Regions from separate parts of the Homo sapiens genome. Here region 1 is linked to region 2. Evidence: chromatin contacts called from ENCODE Hi-C data. All regions are on one chromosome and are shown on one strand. Each heading gives the region's core, a stretch centred on a gene start or an enhancer-like site at or near the end of the contact. The rest is flanking DNA. Distances are from core to core; before and after follow the strand shown. Region 1 overlaps SV2C (synaptic vesicle glycoprotein 2C). Region 2 overlaps LINC01331 (long intergenic non-protein coding RNA 1331).

Region 1 (4,594 bases), core at 1,368-3,867, 1.7 Mb before region 2:
ATTTTTAAATGTTCTTCCTTAGTAAAATAAAGGTGGGCTTCCCTCTGTCAATCTTGCTCATTCTTTTTTTTCAAAATTGGAATTAAAAATCCAAAAGACTGGGAGCCACTGCTATAAAACTCAATGGTGGGAACAATATTTTGGAAATACTACACCTGAAAAAGAAAAGAAATTTACTCTAACATGTAATAGAATGGAGATGTCTCCTGTGTGCATGTTTGGTGACTGTACAACACAGCTGCAAATTCTGCAATGCTCTTCCCATGAAAAGGTGAAGTCTATGTTGCCTCTCCTTGATTCTGGGTAACTGCTTGAATGAATAGTGTATGACAGAAGTGATGCTATGTGACTTTCAAGATTAGGTAATAAAAGGCCATGCAGTTTCCACCTTGTCTACCATAGCACTTGCTTTTGGAGCCCTGAGGCCCCATCTGTACATCTGACTACCCTGAGACTGATATGCTGAAGAGGTCACAGATAGGTGCTCTCACCTACTGTCCCCACTGGGCCCAAAATGCATGAGAAACAGACTTATGAAAAATGTATTTATCTTCTTAAGTTTAAGCATAATTATAAACAATGAAAGTATGGTTTTCTTTTCAGAGAAATCTCCTCTATATCAGCACAGTGAACAAACAAAGCATAAATATCTAAGAGGAACTGGTATTTTAGAGGAACAGAACAAGAAAACAATCTTTCAGCCATTCCTGCCCAGATGTCAGTCATCTTAGACCCTCCAGCAAAATACCACTGAGTGACCTCTGTTTAAACCACCAAGAACAGAAGAATCACCTAGCCAAGCCTTGTCCAAGTTCCAAAGTCACACAGGAGTGTGAGATACAATAAAATGGCTATTGTTTAAAGCCACTAAGATTTTGGATAGTTTGGGACATAATAACACATATCTGGAATAGCATACAGTAGTTCCCCCTTATCTGCGGTTTTGCCTTCAGTGGTTTCAGTTATTCGCAGCCAACCATGGTCTGAAAATATTAAGTTATTTTGAGAGACAGAAATACCATATTTAGGTAACTTTTATTATAGTATATTGTTATAATTATTCTAGTTTATTATTTTATTATCAGTTATTGTTATTAATATCCTACTATGCTGAATTTGTAAGTTGAACTTTACCATGGGTATGTATATATTGAAAAAACAGTATATATAGGGGACGGTACTATCTGCGATTCTAGGTATCACTAGCGGGTCCTGGAACATATAAGGGAAGATCTCTGTACTTCCCAAAACACTGCTGAAAATATTTCATTCACTGGGATACCCAGACTATAAGAAATACAGCATTAAGAATCATATATACAGATTAATATATTTGTATATATTATTTGTATATATTAATATATAATATATTGATTAATATAATTGATTATTAAATATATACACTTCTGTACTTTCTGTTTTTTGTTGTTTTTTTTTTGAGACAGAGTCTCGCTCTGTCGCCCAGGCTGGAGTGCAGTGGCGTGATCTCGGCTCACTGCAAGCTCTGCCTCCCGGGTTCACGCCATTCTCCTGCCTCAGCCTCCCGAGTAGCTGGGACTACAGACGCCCGCCACCGTGCTCGGCTAATTTTTTGTATTTTTAGTAGAGACGGGGTTTCATCATGTTAGCCAGGATGGTCTCGATCTCCTGACCTTGTGATCCATCCACCTCGTTCTCCCAAAGTGCTGGGATTACAGGCGTGAGCCACCTTGCCGGCCTCTACTTTCAGTTTTAAAGAAAATCAAAATGGCTTAATTGCTAATATTTCTTTCAATGCTGCAAATCATTTCAAAAGAACATCAAAAGCAACCTCATTCTACTTTTCCCCCATAATTCCAGCCATAAACTAAACAGTGATTGGGGGTTAGAAAGTTTTCCCTCTTGGTCCTGTCAAGTCTTCTCCAGGCAATCCCAGGAAAGATGTTTTTGGCTTTTGTTTTGTTTTAATGAATAGATTTTAAAAGTAGGGGAAAGATAGGAATTAAGTAAATGGGGACCAGGATTGAAGCAGAGGGTGTTTATGGGTGGTGGTGGTGGGTGATTTGGTTTTAAGATTGGAGAATTGATCATGATGCAAGGAGAAGAAATATGTGGAGTGAACTTTCTCACCAATAAAAATACATTAATTAGCTCTTAGAGGAAAGAGCACAAGGACATAAATTCTGTGTGTCCTGGAGCATGTCACCTACAATATGGCTGATTAATAAAGCTCTGAGACAGGATGAAACAAAACCGCAGCTCTTCTTAGAAAACTGGGTAGCAGATTCACTACCATGGTTTTCTATTTGCACAACCATTCTCCCCCGAACTGAGAACCTCCAGGCCACTTCCTATTTTCCCCATCGGTAATCACTTAAGTCTTGAACATTTAAATCTCAAAACCCAACTTAGACTAAACGTAGTAAACTTTGGCTCCCTGTGTGTGTGTTGGGGTGGGGGGTGAGGGAGAACACCATGCACACAAGGTTGTCACAAATAACAAATTGCTCCTGGGGGCCTGGCTGGAGCCTCACAGCTGTGTGTGCAGATAAGCAGAGCAGTGTGGAAGGTAGGGATCCCAGGGCTTTGTGTTACCTTCACTTTCTCATAGACTTTCGGATGATGCTGTCACCATCTGCAACCTGACCCATCCCCATGCGGAGATTCTGACAGAGTGCAGTGGGGGCTGTCAGACAGATCTGACAGGGCTGGACTCATGCCTTTATTACTGATTGCAATCCACCTCTCGGGGACACACACGCTGGCTTTCCCAAACAGACTCTGACTTGTTAAACCCTTGGGTTGTATGGTTAGCTTTTATTTAGAAAGTTCTAATTTCAGCTGTTGGAAATAAATTGTATGTGATTTTCTAGATCTTACATCTTAATTACTTAGCAATTTAACATACAATTGTAGATGATAATTTTTCTAAGGTCCACTGCCCTCAGGATTCGTGTTAAAAGTATCTCATCAGCACATCGAGCTGCAAACAGGAAGTTGTCTGGGATATGGGGGAAATTTTAGCACCATGTTACTCTTCTGTGTTAGATCTAATTTTCTCTCTGCACTTTAACAATGATGACTGTCACTAATACCTAAACATTCACTGTTAGATTCTGTGTCCATTTTTCTTTTTAGTTAAAGCCATATATATATATCCCCCTACTTTAAAGGACAAATTCCCTTTTTAATTGAATTATACCTAACCCCTGGGCCATTTGAGTAAAATCTCGTCATGGTCAGCTTTCCTTTTGTTTTACAGTAAAGAGCAATTCATATTGTGTTTCAGGTCCTACCTGTCGTTGGCAAACTCTAGCCTCCAGGGGGAGCCAAAGACTCCCCCACACTTTATCTAGCAAAGAAGAGCTCTGATTCTGTGAAGGCCAACATGGAAACTGGACTTAAACACCAGGCCAGCGTAGGGGTTGGGGAACTGACCTCTTCATTTGGGTCATCTCTTTTCCGTGTAGTGTTTTTTCTGGTATCTCTCACCATGCCCCCTCTCCTTCCCTTCCCCTTCTGCCTCTCTCAAGAACTGTGAGGGGTCTGAGATTTCACCTTACCTGAAATTTAGTCAGTTAGACCGCCAGGCTCACGGGTGCCAGCAGAACACATGAGATTCTTGGCTCTGAGACTTTAACATTCACAGCAACAGCAGTAAACAGGGTATCAGCACTTGTGCTGGCCAAGAGGGCATGAAGCAGGAGCCAAAGCCTGCCTCCAGCATCAGCGTTGGGCTAGATGAACAGGAGGACCCTTGCTTATCAGGATAGGAGACCATGTCCACATTTGGAGACATATTCTTAGCTAGTAACAAAGAATGTGCAGGTTTGTAGCAGGGGTCCACGAACTATGCTTTCGTGCAGCGTACAAGCTAAGCATTCTTTTTTACATTTTTTAAAATGGCTACAGTAAAGAAGAAAATGTGATAGAGACCACAGGTGGCCTAAAAAATTTGACGTATTCACTATCTGGGCCTTCACAGACAAGCTTGGTGATTCCTGGTCTATAGCATCGTCTGTGCTTAGGGCCCGAGGTGGGAGTGGCAGTGCCATGGCAAAGAAGATTCAGGATCTCTCTCTTTCTTGTTCCATCAGAGACACACATTGCAGGCCTGATGGGAACAAGTACATTATGAGATTATTTTGCTCTTTCATTATTAACTCCCACCCCAACATAAACACCAGAGGCAGATGGATTTCATAAAATAGGATTGAGAAAACCTCGCCCAGATTCAGGCGTGTAAACCAGCCGGAGCGGCGCGGCAGCGGCAGGACCGCCGTGGCGCCTAGAGTAGCGACCCGCGGGGAGCACGGGGCGACGCTGGCTGCAGAGACCCGGTGACAGCGTGAGAGGTTCGCAGAGTACTAGGTTTTGACAAGCTTGCATCATGCGTGAGTATAAGCTAGTCGTTCTTGGCTCACGAGGCGTTGGAAAGTCTGCTTTGACTGTACAATTTGTTCAAGGAATTTTTGTAGAAAAATACGATCCTACGATAGAAGATTCTTATAGAGAGCAAGTTGAAGTAGATGCACAACAGTGTATGCTTGAAATCTTGGATACTGCAGGAACGGAGCAATTTACAGCAATGAGGGATTTATACATGAAAAATGGA
Region 2 (4,146 bases), core at 1,419-3,918:
TTGATGGCCTCATCCTGGGAGACATTTTTGTATAATGATGATGGACTGGACTAATTATTAATGATTGGATGGAATTATAGGAATGTGCCAGCCAGCATCTTTTGTAGTGGTGTATTGTTTTGACTTAAGAGATCTCTGTTAAAAAACCAGAGGGTAGACTATGACATTCTGAAATATATGTCTGGTCTTTGTTCAATTTCCTGACACATAGACCTTAAAATCCTTGGAATCTCCAGAATAATAGGAGTATTTTTTACATAGAGTATCTTTTGCTCTCTTATTAGAGAGCTGGTGGCTGGGAGCCGCTAGATGGCTGGTCACAGGAAAGACCAAGGCGTGGTTACAACATTGGGACTTTCAGCTCCATCCCCAACCTCCATGAAACGGAAACGGGTGGAAGGTTAAGTTGATCATCAATGGCCAATGATTTAATCAATGATGCCAGTGTAATGAAACTTCCATAAAAACCCAAAAGAACTGGGTTTGGAGAGCTTCTTGACAGTTGCATCTGTGGAGGTTCTTGGAGGATGGTGCTCTTGGAGAGGGAAAAGAAGCTCCACATCTCTTCCCCGTACCTCGCCTTATGTGTCTCTTCCATCTGGCTATTCATCTGTATCTTTTGCAATATCCTTTATCATAAAATGATAAATGTAAGTAAGTGTATCCCTGAGTTCTAAGACCTGCTGTAGCAAATTAATCAAACTCAAGAAGGGAGCCATGAAAACCCCCGATTTATAGGTGGTTGCTCAGAAGCTCAGGTAAAACAACCCAGGGCTTTTGATTGGCATCTGAAGTCGGGGGCAGTCTTGTGGGACTGAGCCCTCAACCTGGGGGATCTGACACCATCTCCAGGTAGACAGTGTCAGAATTGAGTTAAATTAGGGGATACCCAGCTGGGATCAGCTGGAGAATTGCTTGGAGGGGAGAAGTCCCCACACATTTTGGAGACCAGAGGCTACACAAGCATTCTGTGATGTGAGGGTAAAGTAAGAGAGCCTGAGTTTCTTTGTTCTTCTATCATCAGACCATGGGATTTGGCTCCATTCAGTCTGAGTTATGACATACTGCCCCAGAATCTTGATTAGTGCAATTGAGCAGATGTGGCTGCCTTGACAGTGTTGCTCTTCCTGGCCTTTTTCGTGGGCTGGCTGAAAGGACACTGCGGGAAGTTAATAGTCTCCCTGTGGAGACTGTAGATGTAAAGATGGGGAAAGGACATTCTCAAGATGCTGAAGAGGATAAGAGCAACAACAATTGTTTCAATGTGGTTTTTGAAGATTCTCTGGACCAGGGGTAGCCTCAAGGCAGTCTTCTGGCAAAGTGTACTTCAGGAAAATTTGAAAAAAAAAGTATGTCACCAAAGCAGTGGAAAATACCCACCCTGTGGTTTTAGGATTTGCTGTTCAAATTGTATGAGAGCTAAAAATTCAGAGAGGGAATTAGCTAGGAGTCAGGCTGCCCATACATGTTATTCATGTAATTAGATGATGAGAAGAGAATTCTAAAAGCTTCCAATTCAATTTCTTTCATTTAGGGTATTCTTATTTAATTATCTGTGATCCTAAGGGAGCAGCCTGAGAAAGTGTTGAAAATATGGGGAACAAAGAGAGACAAGAAAATCTGAAAGTGATTGTAGTTAATCTAATGTATGTACTTTAGGATTTTGGTCAGAGAGATTCACAGCCCATTGGGTCCCTTCACATTTCCTTGATACACTAATAGAATCTGATTTCCTAGTGTCAGAATGAGAAATTCTGCATAACATCAGAAACACATATATTTAGAGAAGCTGGAAAGTGACCAAGTGTAAGCTGACTGCCCATCTGGCAGCTGGAAAGATGAACTAATATGACTCTTGAGCCCCAAGTTTGGTATGAAATAGCAGGAAGAGCTGGACTAGAGAACATTATTGTAGAGAGTGCTCTCACTGGATGTCATGGGAGGAAATCATTGGCTCTGCTGATTCTTTCTGAACAACCCAAGAGGCTTTGTCTGGTGTATCAGATGCTTTTAATTGATTTCAGTAGTTTTATCTCATTTTCTGGGTGATCTAACTGCAGAGTGTGAGTGAGCAGAACAGGATGCCATTGCTGAGAAAAGCATTATTCATGTCATTGGAGGAGATTTTTAGACAAAGGAACACCTAGAAGTATGCTCTTGATACCGTTATCCTGATGGGTTGGTGAGGGAAGTCACCAAGTCTCTGAGTCAGAGGACTTCTCTCCTTTAGCCTGAGAAAACTCGACTTCCAGGGTTGCCAGTCTGCTAACGATATGGGAGAAGAGTCCGTAATTCCCACACCAGTGAGTGCCCTCCTTGAATCTGAGTGGAGAATTTCATTATATTGACTCATTTTTGAGCAAGAGACGCCCAAATATGTAACGTAGCACTATCCTTCTCTTATATTAGGTTGAGCTATATGAAAGTGAAGATAGTCAACCTTCTTTTTCTAACTTCAGAAATGACAATTTCATATAGTTCAATCTAATATGTTAGCAAAACTCAGTAGTGGTGTGAAATATAGGGGTGCTTTATTCTTCATGAGACCATTACGGCCTGTTATTTTCACTTCCTATTGAGCTCTCTGAAATAAGCCAAATTGAAACTCCCTCTTGATTTCACACAGATGGGGCACCAGCTCTGCCCATTCATGCAGCACCATTAGTCTTCAGTGCCTGCCACGGCCCAGGTCTGCCCGACTGGATTTTCTGCTTCTCTGTTTGGGTAGCCAATGTCAGGTTCATGGATTATGCTTTTGCTGCATGTCTGCTATTACTAACACAGAGAGCTGTCCAGTGATTCCCCACTTGTTTTTAAAGAGATCACCTTGCTTTCCTTTATCTCTTGTTTTGGCAGGGGGTGGGAGGAAGGTTCTTTTTTTTTTTTTTTTTTTTTACAAAGCTTTTGCTCAAATTTTGTCTCAGCATCATCAAAAAATTACATGTCAAATACTCATGTAGCTGAATTTTTTTTTCTTTCAAACAGACATTTTCTGGCTTTGCTGACGCATATCTTGGCTATTGTATCACGGCAACACAGCAACTCATATTATTTATTACTTATCCTGTAGCATATTAACTTTGTTCCCATATCTATGCCTCTAGGATAAACTTTAGGCAAAGTTTTTTCTCCATTAAAAAAATTTACATTTACATTTACATTAAACTTTATCTGTAACAGAGGAGGCGTTACAAATCAACATAGACAATTATCTAACCATATTGCTCCCCACCCAAAAAGAGTATACCTTTCACCAGTATAAAAATAAGGTTCAAGTGGATTGGAGAGCTAAATATGAAAATCACAACTTAGAAACTTTTAGAGAAAAAAGAGGGAAGATTAACATTTGAAGACATTGGAACAGAAAGGAATTTCTTAAATGAAACATAAGGAACATATAACAAAGAAGATTTATACACCTGACTACATAAAAATTAGTAAACTTCTGCATGACAAAGCACTGTAAATAGAACTTAAAATAAAACTCAGACTGGGAAATTTTTCCATTTCTAAAATTCAACAAACAATAGGTATCAAAAATATATGAGTGATTTCACACCAACAATTTTAAAAATGGGAAAAAGTATAAAGGGGCAGTTCCATAGAGAGGAAGGGCAAATGGTGAACAACAACTGCAAAGACGCTCAACCTCATGAACGACCAAGGAAATGCAAATGAACACACCAGTAAGACACCATTTCGTATCCACCAGACAGACAAACTTCAAAAGGCCTGCTAACACCAAGTGTTTGTCAAGGATCTAGGTAAATAGAAACTCATATTCATTGTTGGTAGAAGGCAGATTTTGCACTATTCCTTTGTAGAGCAAATTGGCGATACCCAGTAAATCCTCTATGACTTAGTTATTTCACTTCTAAGTATGGTTATGCATTGCTTAATGATGGGGATACATTCTGAGAAATGTGTGGTTAGGTTGTGTGAACATCATAGAGTGTATTCACACAAACCTAGACAGTATAGCCTCCTGCACACCTAGGCTATATGGTATAGCCTATTGCTCCTAGGCTACAAACCTGGATAGCATGTTGCTGTACTGAATACTGTAGGCAATTGTTACACAATGGTAAGTATTTGTTTACCTAGACATATCTAAACATAGAAAAGGTACAGTGTTACAGTAGAAAT

The links. Hi-C counts contacts between places; a loop is a spot of excess contacts on that map. Pooled maps may share reads with other maps.
Region 1: a pooled map shows a loop between it and region 2 (8-fold over the local background). The contact joins two enhancer-like sites. A Hi-C loop is called at or near these places in 2 of 37 single-sample maps with no recorded cell type and 2 of 50 pooled maps.

Annotation. Positions count from the first base shown.
Region 1 is chr5:76,173,959-76,178,552 of GRCh38, reverse strand. All of the region lies in intron 2 of SV2C (synaptic vesicle glycoprotein 2C), which reads right to left. It also overlaps the pseudogene RAP1BL. Among named protein-coding and RNA genes, the nearest start is that of SV2C-AS1, 93 kb to the right of the region's middle. RefSeq lists an enhancer at 2,363-2,442. Within about 2 kb of position 2,617, at least 3 of the 41 ENCODE cell types and tissues checked have a DNase peak (open chromatin) inside an H3K27ac peak, as active enhancers do.
Region 2 is chr5:74,489,458-74,493,603 of GRCh38, reverse strand. All of the region lies in intron 2 of LINC01331 (long intergenic non-protein coding RNA 1331), which reads left to right. Among named protein-coding and RNA genes, the nearest start is that of LINC01331, 45 kb to the left of the region's middle. RefSeq lists enhancers at 2,192-2,241, 2,832-2,891. Within about 2 kb of position 2,668, at least 3 of the 41 ENCODE cell types and tissues checked have a DNase peak (open chromatin) inside an H3K27ac peak, as active enhancers do.